Linked DNA regions of Mus musculus: region 2 is linked to region 1. Evidence: chromatin loops called from intact Hi-C (ENCODE). Cell type or tissue: heart. All regions are shown on one strand.

Region 1 (8,000 bases):
AACAGTTCTATATTGTTCAATATATGGCGATCGGCCCTCAGTCAGGATGGAAACTGCACTTGAAAGGCTTTCAGTGGTTTATACTGAAACTCCAAAGAATGGAAGACTAGTAAAGGAGTGACGAGATGACAGCAGGGCAGGCATGCAGTGGACTGAGTGCCACTCCACACAGCCCTCAGGAACTACACTCAAGAGTTCTAAAAGAACAGCTTGAAAGCACAGCCAAGACCCTGATGAACAGACACAGGGGGATGAGGAAGAAGATTCACATCTCAGATCTGAACAAGCACTGACAAAAATGCTACTGCTCAAAGGAAGGGGAACCATCATATATGGCACAACCACACCAGGTGGGATGGGACCACCGGGTCACCACCAACTATGGTCTTTGCACAGACTGGGGACCACAGAGACACAACCAACTTTAGATCTGCAAGACTGTGTGTTAAAATTCCTGGGGTAACTCCCAAGAGAAAAGAAATAAACCATACATTTACCAAACTGGTAAAGAATTTACTACTTATTAAATACATTTTCAAAAATATGATTACTACTAATTACACACATTAAAAACTATTTAATGAATCAAAACAAATGCAAGCCTTAAAGTGTTAAATGTGTATATATTTATGCCATATAAAATAAAATAGGTTTCAATAGAAACCTGTACTTCTTAGATTTGACTTTTAAGGACACAGCTATATGTTGTTGTGGGTAGACTCCTCCTAAACATAAATGTTGAATAAAATGTAAAGTCAAAACATAAACGAAAGAAAGAAAAACCCTGTAAATATTTTTTAAAAGGAAAAACAGAGTAGTTACAAAATTGCATAAAATAAAAAGGCAAGAAGCCAATAGAGGTCACTATCTGGTCACCACAGCCTGATGTTAGACTTATACTCAGGTATAGCCTCACCTCAGAATCCAGAGCAGACATTCTCAAGGACCCAGAGACATAGGCCTAGTGGCCAGCTGGGGAGCACAACCTCTTGCTCAGGTTCTGCCCTGTGAAGATGTATAGACAAGAGGATGCTAACTCACACAGGAGGTTTGAAAACTACAGGTATATAGTAACACTAATAAGTAAATAAATAAATAATAAATAAATAAATAAATAAATAAATCTGACATACATCCTAAGGAACTCAAATCCCTTCTCCATTACTAGAAAATTAGAAGCCTCATTTTACTGTACTTTAGAAACTAAACAACCCAGGCACCTCTGGGTGATGAGAAAAGCTTATCTTTAACAGGAGATCCAGTTACCAAGTACAGAACATATGAACAAATTAAAAATGACTCTTTTGGGGCTGGAGAGATGTTTCAGTGGTTAAGTGCAGTGGCTGCTCTTCCAGAGAACCTGGGTTCAATTTCTAGCACCTACATGGTTCAGAACTATGTGTATCTCCAGTTCTGGGGAATCTGACCCCTCTCCTGACTTCCATGGGCCCCAAGAATGCACATGGTATACATACATATACACAGGGGAAATATTCATACATACAAAGTAATCTACAAATTAAAAAAAAAATCACTTTGCCATCACTAATCAAGTCATTGGTTCAGCAAGGCATGGACACTAAGGACCACCCACAGAATGAGGAGGGGCAAAGCCAGAGTCAGTGGTCTCTGGCAAAGCTCACTGGTTAACCAGCATCTCACACAGGACAAGGCAGAACCTGTGGGACTCTACACAACACATCTATAAAGGAGAACCTTCAAAATGCCAGCCCTACATGTGGTGCAGCCTCCAGGGAGCAAGACCTCCTACATGTATCCCCACAAGAAGTTGGATCCTACAAGTCACTCACTGTAGGGAAGGAGTGGGTTTATGGACTTAGTAGCAAAAAGGGTTGGTAATTTCAAAATACCAGCATTTTCAAAAGCAATATAGATATAGCATAGGGTTCAGTGCCCTGCAGTGGCTATTTTTAACCCCCCACCCACGAAAAAAAAAAAAACACCCTAAAGTCTAAAACTATAAAAGACCACATATCCCAGGGAAGAACTTATTCCTTTACAACCATGTAGGTGCGGCTATCTGTCCTCATACCTGCCCACCTAAACCCTTAACCAAGGACAGAGAGCCCTCCTCACCCTGATGAGATTGTCCTCTGCCTTTTATAGCCTGCCAAGATACTCTTGTCAGTCCTTTCCACTCCTCAGAGGTAAAGGTCAGCTACAGAGTCAACTGCCCAAGCCTAAGTCCAGGTTCATAGGATGGAGACACTGGGCCATGGTCTAATCCCGGTTGGACTACACAAAGAAGGCTGCTTGCAGGACCCAGCACTGACCAAATGCATGCACTTCATCTGTTTAGAAGCAGCACTTGGTTCACTTAGGGTTCATACAACCCTGAGTGTGATATGAATAGCAGAGAAGCATACCACACTCTGGCAGTTCTACTAGACCTTGACAACTGGCTAAAAGCTTTTCAAATATTAGTGAATCCAGAGGTAGATGAGTATATCATTCCAGGTGAAGTGGCCAGTGAAAAGTTGAAAACTGAAAAAGGTCTGCACTCTAAGAAATAGCACTTCCCAGATGAAGTTCAAGGCCTTCTATTCTACAGAGACCCTGGCTATGGCCCATGCAGTCCTCCCACATCAAGTCACTGGAAAGAGCACAGATCTGATGGTGACTGTCATTCTCTGGCTTACATAAGTTACGATGCATAGCTGTGTCCCTGTGCTCCACACCTGTGGCTCAGTGTCCAGTTACTCTAAATATTGTGACCACTAATACTATGATGAAGATATGCATATCCCAAATAAACCTTGAGATACCCGTCACTTATGACAAGTTCTTACAGCCCAAAGTTACAAGTCATGAAAACCTAAAACCACTCAGCTGTCTATGTTGTATTTCTATGACTACATTCTCCCAGGAACTCTGGGCAAGTAGAAAGATCAAACGTCAGGATTTGACTCCACAGATTCTGCTAGTATCAACATCATCTGACACTCCCAATTACTCATCACTGTGTAGGTTATTGCAGCTCTGTACAACACCAGAGTTTCTCTAAGCAACAGGGAAAGATAGCTTCTTACTCATGACAGACATGGAGTTCACCATCAGATGAATTCAAACTCAGCCTGAACCACAAGAGATAAGGACACTCTCAGACCACACGGTAAGAAAGGGTCCACTCTCCTTGGCCATGTGTCCACTTGGCAGGGGATATGAAAAGGGCAAAGCTCTGTCTCCCTTTCTCCTCTGGCAGCCACCATCAATCTTCTATAGTTTGCTGAGACACCGTGAGGATGAAGAAGGGTTGATGAACATGAAAGTAACTCCAACATTGGAAATCTCCATCCAAGTTTGACAGTGGCTCAGGAGATCTGGCTTCAAAGCCCTCCTAAAAAGCATCTAACAAGCCTGAGGCTTTCTTCAAAGTCAGGAAATCAGTAATCTATCCCAAGGAGTTACCTGTTACACACACACACACACACACACACACACACACACACACGCACACACACACACACAATCAACACCAAGCTGTCAGGGTGAAAAAACTCTGGGAAACCACAGGCTTTGCAGGCACACTCAATATTAACTTCAGGGGAAAAGGCACTGAGGTGCTGATCAGAACAATGTTCTACTCCACACAGCCACAGTTGGCTAACAACATCCCACCCACACCAGTCTCAGGGAGCTACTGGGAGGCCATACACACTAGGGGAGGTGAGACAGGTAGTATAATAGAACCCAAGACAATCCTGAAGAGACAACCCTGTTGGGTCTTCCAAGTTCTCTGCTCCCCTCTCCTCGTTTATAAATGAAGAAATTGAGGCTTGAAAAGGTAGCCACTAACTAAGCTCAAGAGGTAGTACCCTATTTTCTATAGATGTTAGGGAGAAGAGGAAACTGTCACAAGTAAGGACAGACTACAAAGTGGGATCTTTCACCATTTCTGAAACCAAGGAGACCAGGTTATCTCTCTCCTTTGGGGGACCAAAGGTGTCCGACTCCACTCCTCTGAGAGACGGGGAACCAAGGCACCTCTCAGTTTGGGAAATTAATGTAGTCAGTACCACTCTCAATCTGGGAGACCAAGAGTCAGGGCTTGTGTCCATCTGGGAGACCAAGCAGGTGATAGATCTGAGAACGTAAGGGGTTCAGGGCCCTTTCTATCTGAGGAACTAAGGGAAGTCGGGGTCCCACTCCATCTGGGGACCAATGGGGTAAGGTTTCTTCTGTGTAGAGGAACCCTATTCAGGGCCTCCACCCAGGAGGACCACGGGAGTCAGGATCCCTCTCCATGAAGGAGGCCAGGAGCTTCAGGGCCCGTGGGCATCTGGGGAACCATCAAATTCTGCCTTCCTCCACCCCAGATGTCCGATAGACGAGAGTCGCTGCTCCGGGTGGGTACCCGAAGGTAGGACCCGCGAAGCCCCGGGACGGAAGAGCAACCCGCGAGGGGCCCCGTAAAAGACTGAGGAGTCCGACCCCAGGCTCCACTGCCCCAGCCAGGCTCTGGCCCAGAGCACTCACCGGCCCGCGCTGCGTGCTGACGGTGGTCGCCATGGTGCTGCGGCGGCCCTCTGCCTCGCCAACTGCACAGAGACCCGCCGGGAGAGCTCTTCCGCTCCCACCACAAGCTGCGTCGCCGACCGTTGTCCCGCGAGGCAATCGGCTCTTCAGTCAGCTGACAGTCGCCCCGCCCCGCCCCACCCCGGCGTTCCCAAAGCACAGAGCTTGGCAATAGCTGGCCCCGCCCCTTCCGGCTAATCCGCGCACGCGTGTTCCGACCTCAGGGGGAAATGGGTCTCCCGTACACGCCTGCGCAGTGGCTCCCTTCGGGCGCTCAGCAGCCCGTTAAAATGGCTGTCAGACTGTTTGCGCATGCCTAAACCTGAACACTCTCCTGCGGGCAGAAGCCTGCTCACCCAGTCGCATACACCTAGAACAGGGACGCACATCTCAATTCGGTCGAGTTGCCACAGCGTCTAGTCACCTAACTGGAGATAGCTGTGATACCACCGCTTGCAGGTGCGTGATCCGCTTGGAGAAAACTGAGGTTTGGCTGCCTGAGCGAAAAAAAAAACAGATGGCAGTAGAACCAGCTACCCTCAAGCTCTTGAATTACCTCAAAATTCTGTGGGAGGGAGAACATTTATATTTAAATTTTAAAAGAAGAAACCAAGCTGAAGGAGAGACAAGAGTGGGACGGAAAACTTCCACCAGCCTTGGATTTGCTAAATGAATGGAGAGATGAAGATCTGTCCCTAGGAAACCCGGGCCACCCACTCTTGCCTTTTCAGAGCACTCTCTTCAGAAGAATACTTGGCCAGATAGAACCAGGGTAGTTCCTATAAGGAGTTTACCCTATGGTGGTCACCAGTCTGTAGGTCCCCTTTTACTTGTGCGGCAATAGACTTGGTACTGTCTAGGAGTACCAAGAACATTTCCTCACTCACACCATGTTCTCTTGTGTTCCTTTCATCTTTAAGATTACATCTTCCAACTCTAGTGACAGTCTCTACCTTGGCATAACATGGGACTGCATCTGGGCTCTGTTCCTGGACACTGATCTATATCCAGTTCTCACCGGTCTCTAGCTCCTGTTGCCCAAACTGTCATCTCTATGCTGATAAAGCTAAGACACAAAAGACTATCCATTGTGGCAGACAGAGTTTTAAAGAGACCCCTGATCTCTCCTGGTGTCCACATCCCTGCTCAATCCTTTCTTCTTGGTTATAGACAAAACCTGTGACTTGTGTCTAAACATGCAGCAGACAACCTGTTGTATAAAATTATATCTGGATAGCACAATAGGATCCCCTTGTGACTAAGACCACACATATGGCCTCTGATGAATCCCAAATCCTTCAGTACTAAGCAGTTTAAAAAAGACACACACCACCACCAACAACACCAAGGGGGAATTGTTCCCAAGAAAAAACTTTATCTCATAAAATGCTTCAGTACGTTCCTGAAATCAGTTCAAGCCCTGGCACAGTCTGTCAGAGCAGAACCACAGCATTTGTTCTTCCTTGACTTAAAGCTCTCTCATGGTGGGGATCACGTGGCTGGACATAATCTTACTTGTTTCTACTAGATTTGCAGCAGATAGAAACTCTGGTATAGGTGGACTATGATAAAATTCACCTAGGTTACTTTGCAGAAACTTGAAAACTAGCTCTGCTGCTAGTACTGACTCCACTCAGCAGAGAGGTTATGGGTAACAGAAAATGGATGAAAGGCTTAGCATCTCTGTGTTCATCATCTTGTATTTGTCCCCTTTGTTGCCTTCACTCTTGACTCGGATTTGTAGTGCTTTTCTATTGATGGGATAAGACCAAGGTAACTTACAGAAGAGTTTAATTTAGACTTATGGTTTCAGAAGGTTAGAGTCCATGATGGTGGAGCAGAGATAGCAGGTGGCTGGAGCAACCACTGAGAGGCAAGCAGGAGACAGAGACATATTAGGATTGGGATCAGTCTTTTGAAACCTCAAAGTCTTTCCCTAGTGACATACCTCCTCCAACAAGGCCACACCTCCTAACCCTTCTCAAATACACCACTGAGGATCAATTAATCCAATGTGAGCCTATGGGCTCAACTGCCACAAGATGCTACTCAACTCTGTATGGAGACACACAGAAACTCTGAGAAATGTGTTGTTGCTGGGTACAGTGGCACATATCTATAATCCCGATCATTAGGAGGCTGAGATGGGAGCAGGACTGGGAAATTGAGGCCAGCCTGGTCTACAAACCAAAGGGTGAAAAGCAGTTATGTCCAAGACCACAGGGCTAACTTGGACATTGGAGCAGGTATGTGCTTCCTCTTGCCAAGCATAGTGACTTAATTATCTGAGGTTCTATGACCTTTTAAGGCTCAGACCAAATCACAAGGCCAGGATGTTTAAGCAAGACACTGATACCAGTTCTAAACGTAACTTAAAATTTCCTAGATTAAATCAACTAAGTAAATTCGAAGGCCAGAATACTTTTTCACAAGAAGGAAAACATGCCCATGGACATCGAAAAATTACCAAACTTTAGTCTTTCCCAGGAAAAACAATCAATAAAAGCCTGCTGCCACTTTAGTTGAGTGAGCAGCCTGGTCACCTCTTCAACTGGCATTAAGTCCCTCTGCTCATGAGTTGAAGTCTCAACAAAGCTTTGCCCATGTTGTCCATCATACAGGGTTTGGTCCTATTTCTTTTGTTAGATCCAATCATCTGATAACTGGTAGTAGTCAAAACGCAGGCTAGAGAGATGGCTCAGTGGTTAAAAGCACTGACTGCTCTTCCAGAGGTCCTGAGTTCAGTTTCCAGCAACCACATGGTGGCTCACAACCATCTGTAATGGGATCTAATGCCCTTTTCTGGTGTGTCTGAAGAGAGCTACAGTGTTCTCACATACATAAAATAAATAATTCTTTAAAAGAAAAAAAAAGATTGTCAAAACCCATCTTGTACTTGTGATCTGTGCGTTGTCATGTATACAACTTTTACCTCAATAATTTTAAAAGTGACAAAACACCTCCTATGTATCTGGCAGGGTTGCTAATCTCAATGTATTAAAAAGCTTGACAAATTTATAAGAAAAAAGAGTAAAAACTAAAAGAAGAAAGAAAGAAGTTGGAAGTAACATGATTGTCCACATACCCATTGTTGTGAAATACTCCCCGTGAGCTCATGTGCTTAAAACATTAATCCCAGCACACGGGAGGCGGAGGCAGGCGCATTTCTGAGTTCGAGGCCAGCCTGGTCTATAAAGTGAGTTCCAGGACAGTGTGGGCTATAGAGAGAAACCCTGTCTTGGAAAAAAAAAAAAAAAAGACATTTGGTCCCCAGTTGGTGGTCTTGTTTTGGAAGATTGCTAAACCCTTAGGAAGTGGAGGATTGCTGAAACTTTAGGAGGTGGAGGAAGTGAGCTATTTGACCCAGGCTTTGAAGTTCCAAATAACTGCTTTATTTTCACATCTTGACCTTTTATTATATTATTTCCAACAGGGGGGGGGTGAGGGAGTGCATCCTTTGTTAG
Region 2 (8,000 bases), 340 kb before region 1:
CTGTCTTGAAAAACTGAGAGAGAGCTGAACAAGCTAAAGCCAAGTTTGAGTTTCCTGCCTTAGTGGACTGTGACTACAGATGTGTTAACCACAATCCCTCTCTTCCCCAAATTGCTGTTCTTTTTGTTGTGGTGTTTCGTCACAGCAATAGTAACCCTAACTAAAAGAGGGAAAGAGGGCTCTGAATTCAAAGAGGTCTTCCGGAAGACAGGCCAAGAGCATATACACATGTGGCTAGATAAGATATTACAAACCCAGCGGGAGGGAGAGTTGCTGGCAGGAGCAGGGCCACAGAGATGAAGGGCAGGACAGGGTCCAGACGGAAAGAGGAGTCCAGGACTGATGGACAGACTGGAACTTGACTGGGCAGTGACAAATTGTCAGATATCATGCTGAGCCAAAGCCCCAGGGGACAATAAGGGGTGTTTTTGCATATCCATCCCTTGAGGCACATACTACACAGGATGGTCAGAAGACAGTTTATTGGGTCCTATCTCTATCAACACTGCTGCCACGGGAATGTTAGGTATCTCTTCTTTTAAGTGATACAGGTAAGGGTCTGGTATATCCTTTTTGGTCTAGTGTATTCAATACATTTAAAAGGCCTGCTACCCCTAACCCCCCTCCCCCACCCCCCTGCCACTGGTTCTTGAGACAGGAATTTGCTGTGTAGCCCTGACCTACAACTTAGAGATTCACCTGCCTCAACTTCCTGAGTGTTAGGATTATATGTGTGTACACACACATATCCCTCACTGCCCCCCCCCAAGGCTACACTTTTCTGAGAGTGTTCCAATACACTTTGATAAGCTCAAAGGTGGTAACTTTGCTACTTCTTAGGAATGTTATTTATCAGTCTGTGCCTCATGGGTGGTGCTGGAAAGGTGGTGGTGCCTATGTGCATGAGTGAGATACAGCCTTCCTGCCTCTATAGCTGCACTCAGAATACAGCCAAATGCTGCTTGTAAAATGGAGTCACCCAAGGCAAGGCACAGCCTGAAAGCCATGGTTCCACATAATATGTAGTAACTTAGAGCAGGGCACAGCCTGATCTCTACATTGAGTAAGCACTTTGCCACTAAACTACATCACCAGCCTTTTAAAAGATTATTTTAGAGGCCGGTATCAGCTACACAGCAAGTTTGAGGTCAGCCTGAGCCACATGAGACCCTGTCTAAACTAAAATTAATTTTGAGACAGAGTCTCATTAACTTGCCTGTCTGGTCTTATACCTCCAATCCTTTTTCCTTGGCCTTCAAAATAGCTGGGATTACAAAGTATGAACTGCCGTGCTCACTGAAATTTATTTTATTTTCCTGTGGTCCTGGGGATCATACGAGTGGTCTTATATATTCAAGAAAAATGTTCTACCACTGAGCCACACCCATTACCACTTTAGAGTTTTTGAATCCTTCCATATCTACACGTCATTTGTGGCAGGGGTTACTCTGCTCTCAGGAGCTGGCCTTCCTGAGTACTTGTCCCTTCCTCCTCTTCCTCTTCTACTTCCTCTTCCTTCTCCTTCTTTTTTAAGACAAGGTTTCTTTGTGTAGCCCTGACTGTCCTAGAACTAGCTCTGTAGAGCAGTTTAGCCCCACATTCACAAAGATCCACCTGCCTCTGCCTCCCAAGTGCTGGGGTTAAAGGGGCATGCCCCCTTGTCACTTCTGATGACCACAGGTAGTCATCTAATCACAAAGATAGCCACTGGGTCTGAGGACTTCTGCATTCCTGCCCTTCAATATGATCAGGATCTAGCCAAACCTGTACTAGGCAGAGAACCCCAAGATTTTGTATAAGGTTCATTATCTGTAACTTACTGAAGAAGCTACAGGAAGGAAACTGGGTCATTTGTAAAACTGACTGGAGGCGGGCAAGAGCAGAGCTAGGAGAGCATAGGAAATGAGACAGGGCAGGGCTGTCTGTCTGGGATGCTCTGCTGTCCCCTCTATCAAACTGCAGTTGGAGCTTGCAGCGCCCTTCCAACCTGTGGAGGAAGGCAGGGCTTTCAGTACCATCTGTCTTTGGGGAAAATACTGTGACAAGTCTCTAGTTCAGACAACTTAAACAGAATTGTTCTCAAGGCACATTACCAATGGCAGCCTCTCCTTCAGTGAGTGGTTTGGAAGGATCATGTGCTCAGGTTCAAGGCTTCGGTGTGGGGAAAGTGATCTGGTGGCTTGTGTATCTGAGATGGCCATAGGTGGCACTGGCCATAGGTGGAGTCTTTCCTGTGTCCACTTGTCAGGCCTGATGTGGCACACTTGTGCGACACTTTATTATTATTTATTTTTGCTGTGACAAAAGCAAGCTAGGAAAAGGTTTTGTAGAAGCTCACAGTTGGAGGATATGTTCTCTCAGAATGGGAAGTCATGACTGTAAGAGCTCAGGCAGCTCGTCACATTGTCACCACAGCCAGGAAACAGATGAATGCTGTTGCTCACCCCGTTCCTTTTTATTCCGCTCAGGACCCTTACAGCCTATATTTATGGTGGGCCTCAATCAGACTAATCTAGAAACTTCCTGACAGGTGTGTCCAGATGTTTGTTTTCATGATGAGTGTAGTAGATCCTATCCAATATGACAACCAAGATTAACCATTTTTTAGACATGGCTCAGTGGGTAAAGGTGCTTCCTGGGACTCACAAGGTGGAAGGAAAAAAATTGACTCTCACAAAGTGTCCTTTGAGTTCCACATTGCACACCCCTTTCAATAAATAATTTATAATGAAATTATTTAAAATACTAACTATAGGATGGCTGTGGTGACTCTCAGAGTCAGTACAATGGAGGAGTCTGAGAATCTCCTGCAGTCTCATTCCTGTCTGGGCATAAGCAATGGGATTCCTATTGCCACCTGTCCAGCACTCCTTATATGGCCCAGAAGCATCTTTTTGATGGTGCAGACAAGCTGGAGGAAGTTTATTTTCTGGTGCTGGCTCTTTCACCTCTTAAAAAGTCAGGCAAATTCAGCAGCCTCACCAGAGATTTGGCTTATTATGTTCTCAGTTTCTTCCATCAGTCCTGGGACCTTGGTGGACTGCCTGATTTATAGGAGGGTCGTGCCTCTTATTCTCTGGACTAGGCTCTACCACATCTGTATAAAAGCAAGGGACAGAGAGTTCTGCCTAGTGGGTCTGGATCATGATAACCACCTTAGGTGTGAAGCTTCCTCTTCACAGAAGAGAGCTAGGGAAGAGCCACCATGATCTCCACTTCCTGGAGTGGTGGGCCAATCCCGCTCTTCTGCAAAATGGGTCCATAGGAAGGATCCAATGGGGCCACCTCGCTAGAGAGGGGAACAGGGGAGCAGAAGCAATAAGCAAAGGGGCCTGGATGAATGCTGAGAGGTTGTACTCCAGACAACAGTCACCTCGGCAAGAGTGGTCAGTCTAGCTTCAAGCCTCAGTTTCCCCATTTGTAAGGGAAGTAGGAACCTGGAGTAGCGCTTCCTTTTGTCCCAGTTTAGAGGCTTGTAAACGCCTCTCACTCCGGTTCCACGCCGGTGGCCTGGGGTAGGTCAGTCCAACTGCCAGGGCTCTGGGGCCGGTTTGCACAGGCAAAGGTTGACTGCTGTAGGTGCTAGTGCAGCCCGCTCCTCCCCTACACCCCTGTGTGACACTGGGTTGATCCCGCACTGGTGTCAGTGTCTCTGTCTAGGTAAAGCCGGGCTCACCCGTGAGAGCGAGATCGGGGCTACTCCGGTATACATTGGAAGGATCCTTCACCAGGCGGTGATACCAGGAGGTGTAGCGCCTGCGCGCTCCGCACAGCTCCGGTTCTCCAAGCAGCAATCCGGCTCTATCCCGCGCCACGCCCCCATCCTCCTCGTCCTCCCCCCGCCCCCCAGCACCGCGAGAATGCGCACGCTCTCTTGCACCGCCCGTCGCCGGGCGCGAGGCTCAGCGTGCGCGCCAGCGCGTGCGTCGTGCGTGCTCGCGCGCGCAGCCCAGCGAGCGGCGCTCGGGGGCCCGAGGCGGCTGTGGCTAGGCGGCTCCGCGCTCCAGGGCTCTTCGGCGTGACCGCCGCGCCCGTGCTGTTCTAGCCCGCCGCCGAGGCCGCTCCCGGGGCGCAAAGATGCCGGCCGTATCCAAGGGGGACGGGATGCGAGGCCTAGCGGTCTTCATCTCCGACATCCGCAACTGTGAGTGCCAGACGCCGGGCGGGCCTGAGCGGGGGCGCGGCCGGGGGTCCGCAGGTGCGGCCGGGGGTCTGGGGGGTTCGGCCGGAACGGGGAGAGGGGTGTGGGCCGGTGCGCGGGTCCGCTCAGGCTTGAGAAGGAGGGCTGTGGAGTGCAGATCGCGCGGTGGGGCGGGGGTCCCGCGCGGGCGCTTAGGGTGCAGAGCGCGCGTCCTGGGTGCACATCTGGCGGGAGTTGGTAGCCTGCTGCGGGGGGACCAGACTGGGGTGATGGTGGTGGTGTCCCAAGTCCTGACCCGAAGATGAGGTGTAGAGTGAAGATTCGTGCTGGTGAGTGGGGCAGGGTCCTGGAGGTGCAAATCTGGCAGTGGGGTTGGGGTAGGAGCAGAGATGTTAGGCAGAGATCTGGGGTGCGGACCCCTGGTAGAGTGATTGCATGTATGGGTTTGGACAGTTGGGAGATTGCCTGTGGGTGTTCAGACTGAGGTGCGGGGCTTAGGTGTCTTGAGATCTAGGTGTAGCGATGGGAGTGCGGGGCGCGGTGGGGAGTCTGTGGGGTTTGTGGCACAGTCGAGGGGTTTCCGGCCCTAGACGCCCCTCCCCAGCATGATGTCATCTTGGTCTTTCTAGTAATGGAGCCTTTAACCCAGCCTTTTCCAAAACAGCGTGGATTTCTCTTTGGGCGGGGATAGGGACACTATACGTCTCTCGGACCTGATTCAGGCGGCATGTTGGGCGATGATTAGATCTCACCCACTGCGATTAAAGTGACTCATTCCCCCAGGGAACCGGGAGCAGCCGGGTGTGGATGCTGGAAGCTGCGCCTGCTTCTCCGCTGAGCAGTTCTGTAGCCAGTGTCCCCTGGGTGGAAAAAAAAAATCTGCTCAAAGTGAAATGGGTCGGAAGGTTAAAGGTCAGGCAGGGCGGGTGCCCAGGACTTTGGCTTACAGAAACTTCTGAGGGTTATCAGACACCCCCTTACTGATGAGAAGAAAAGCCATTTTCCTGTCAGTTTATTTTTTTCTTGGTATCCAGCAAATAGCTGACTCCATGATTTTTGTTACTTTAGAGATTAATATGCTTCCTGAGGAATTTTGCCCAGTGTGTCGTCACACTAACACTTAAATTTATACTGTATTCCCTAAGACTGTGTGCAGGACCCCAGCTTGCCTGGGTCTGTAGGACTCTGGAAGAGGTAGATTTCTGTCCCTCCCTGCTCTGCAAAGATACAGGCATCCTTGGATCAGGGCTTACCAAAATTTTAGACAATAACATTCATAGTCATGAAGCATTTTGTTCTTTTCTTTTTCTTTTTGGTTTTTTCAAGACAGGGTTTCTTTAATAACCCTGGCTGTCCTGGAACTCACTTGGTAGACCAGGCTGGCCTCGAACTCAGAAATCCACCTGCCTCTGCCTCCCAAGTGCTGGGATTAAAGGTGTGCGCCACCACCGCCCAGCTGTTATTTTCTTAAAATTTTTGTAAAAAATTACATTTATAAGTGTTTGTGTTGTGTGTGTATGTGTACTCACCCACAAGCCATGGTGCCTGTGTTCTGGTCAGAGGACGTCTCTCTCAGAAGTCTGTTTCCCCTTTTCATCATGTGGGTCTTCAGGTGTGGCAGCAAGTATCTTTACCCCCTGAACCATTTCCCCAGCTCCATCCTTCTGAAGAGGGTTACATTTGTGCAGGACATTGAGAGTGAAAGCCAGTTTCTCACCCAACAGGTTACCACTTGTTAGACATGCCCTGTGTTTGATCAGAGGTGGTACATGGTAAGAACTTGGTAAATAACTTACTGGCTGATTGGTAGAGAAGCCATCCCTCCTTGGCATAGCTAATCTTTGGGGATGATTGATTTTTGTTGTGGGGAGACAGTTCTATGTTTTAGAGGATGTTTGGCAACACCAAGTGCCTCAGTTGAAATAGTGGTAAATAGTTCCCCAAAGTTGTATGGAATGTACAAGACCATTCCTAGAGGAGCTGTTGGAAGACAGGGTACCTGGTATCTGGGTCTCTCTGGGTGCAGGTTTCTGTGTAACCTAGCCATTCTCTCAGAATGCCTTCTTTCTCAGCTGTCAGGTCTCCCGTGACACTGTGGCCCTCCCTCTCCTGTGGAGCAGTGTCCTCTGTGATGGTGTGATGTTGTCTCTTCCAGGGGAATCTTATGTCCTACTGTACAGGAAGCACCAAAGCAAGGGCCCTCTGTGCCTTGCTCTTCACTCCACCCGTCCGTGCCCCTCAGTGTCTGGCGTACAATATGTGCTCTGTGAGTGAGTCAGCCCCAAGCAAGACACAGACATTCTCACTTGAGCGGGGGGGGACCAGAGCTGGCGTGAACATGATCCCTAGGCCATGGGAGGTGGGGAGTGTCACTGCTCTCGCTTTTCTCGCTTTTGTGGTTACTGTTTTCTCATGATGAGAGTGGCTGGTAACTCTGTGGAGAGGGAGTCCTAGGTCAGTCCCTAGGGTGCAGTGCTGGATCCTGGCTCTGCTACCAACCCTGGAGCTAGAAGCTGCCAGCCAGTGAGCCTTGGTTCTCAAGGGGTCGGCTATGAGCTCATGTGTCCTCAAAGTCTGTTTCGTGTCTGGTTTTAATCTGGTATCTCTCTGAAGGCCTGTGTTGAATGAACACTGAGAGGGGAGGGTCGGTGGACAAAAGGATGTGTGAGCTGGGAGGATCTGCATCTTGTTTGCACTTGGTTACTAGTTTACTTTCTTAGCATAGGCAGCCACCAACCTGCTCCTATGTCACCGAGGCCTGCAGCTCTGCAGCTCAGGTAACAGACAAATTCAGTCTCATAAAACTAACATGTTTTTTCCTGGTCTGCTTCACCCAAGGCCTGTGAATTTAGTAATATGATTTCAGTATATCAGAACCTTGTACATTCTTCTGTTTCTCTTGCTTTTATTTTTACTTATATGTTTGTGGGTTTGCTTGTTTATATGTGTATCATGTGCATGAGGTGTTGGGAGAGGCCAGAAGAAGGTTTTGAATTTCCTAGAACAGGTCGTTGTGATCTCCCCAGGATGGTTGGTAGGTGCTGGGAACAGAACCCGTGTCCTTTGCATGAGCAGCAAGTGTTTTTAACTGCTGGGCCATCTCAGCTTGTTTCTTTTTTCTTCTTTAAATAACAACACATGCATACATACACACTATAACATATATATGTACATACATACATACTTACAAACATACACAGTGTATGAATTTTTTGCCTGCATGTCTGTCTGTCTGCCACATGTGTGCCTGGTGCCTGTGGAGGTCAGAAGAAGACGTTGGATCCCTGGAACTGGAGTTATAGATAGTTGTTAGTAGCCATGTGAGTGCTAAGACTTGAACCTGCATCCTCTGTAGGAGCAGCCAGTGTTCTTAACTGCTGATTTGGGCTGGTAAGATAGCTCAGCTGGTAAGGACAAGAGCTGCCAGGCCTGGTGACCTGAGTTCCATCCCTGGATACTACGTGGTGGAAGAGAACGGACTCCCCGAATTGTACTTTAACCGCTGCCAGGTACACTGTGCATGTGTGCTGTGCCATGTGTGTCCCACTGAACGTTAAAAATGAAAAAAAAATCTGTTTTTGTTTTTTTTGTTTTTAGTCCAAGTTTTAAGATAATTTATTTTGAAATAATTCATAGGAAGTTGTGAAGAAATTGGCAGGAAGGCCCTTGGTATCCTCCACTCTACCTTTCCTGATGTGGACATCTTTTGTAACTACGATATTTTCAACACAGGAAAGCTGACAGTATTAGTACACTATTGGGATATTTTTTCTTTTAAAGATTCATTTATTTATTTAATGTATACACCATTGCTATCTTCAGTCACACCAGAAGGGGGCATCAGACCCCATTGCAGATG

What was found. Peaks named below come from ENCODE experiments on the same cell type or tissue, not always from the same donor. Only the 100,000 strongest peaks of a DNase experiment are listed, where the experiment ranks them.
Region 2: it touches region 1 in a loop (4-fold over the local background); 2 of 42 quality-filtered maps call a loop at or near these places.

The regions. Positions count from the first base shown.
Region 1 is chr7:141,897,779-141,905,778 of GRCm38, forward strand. It overlaps Tollip (toll interacting protein), which reads right to left and starts at 4,683. Exons shown (of 6, transcript NM_023764.4): 1 at 4,498-4,683. The coding sequence starts at 4,530. In heart, no CTCF peak of the experiment used is centred here; a DNase peak (open chromatin) is centred at 4,733; H3K4me3 peaks cover 1,979 bases; H3K27ac peaks cover 1,790 bases; H3K27me3 peaks cover 1,917 bases.
Region 2 is chr7:141,558,283-141,566,282 of GRCm38, forward strand. Ap2a2 (adaptor-related protein complex 2, alpha 2 subunit) reads left to right here and starts at 3,898. Exons shown (of 22, transcript NM_007459.3): 1 at 3,898-4,144. The coding sequence starts at 4,078. In heart, CTCF peaks have their summits at 3,767 and 7,974 (motif pointing right); DNase peaks (open chromatin) are centred at 2,389, 3,879, 4,789 and 6,369; H3K4me3 peaks cover 2,323 bases; H3K27ac peaks cover 3,401 bases.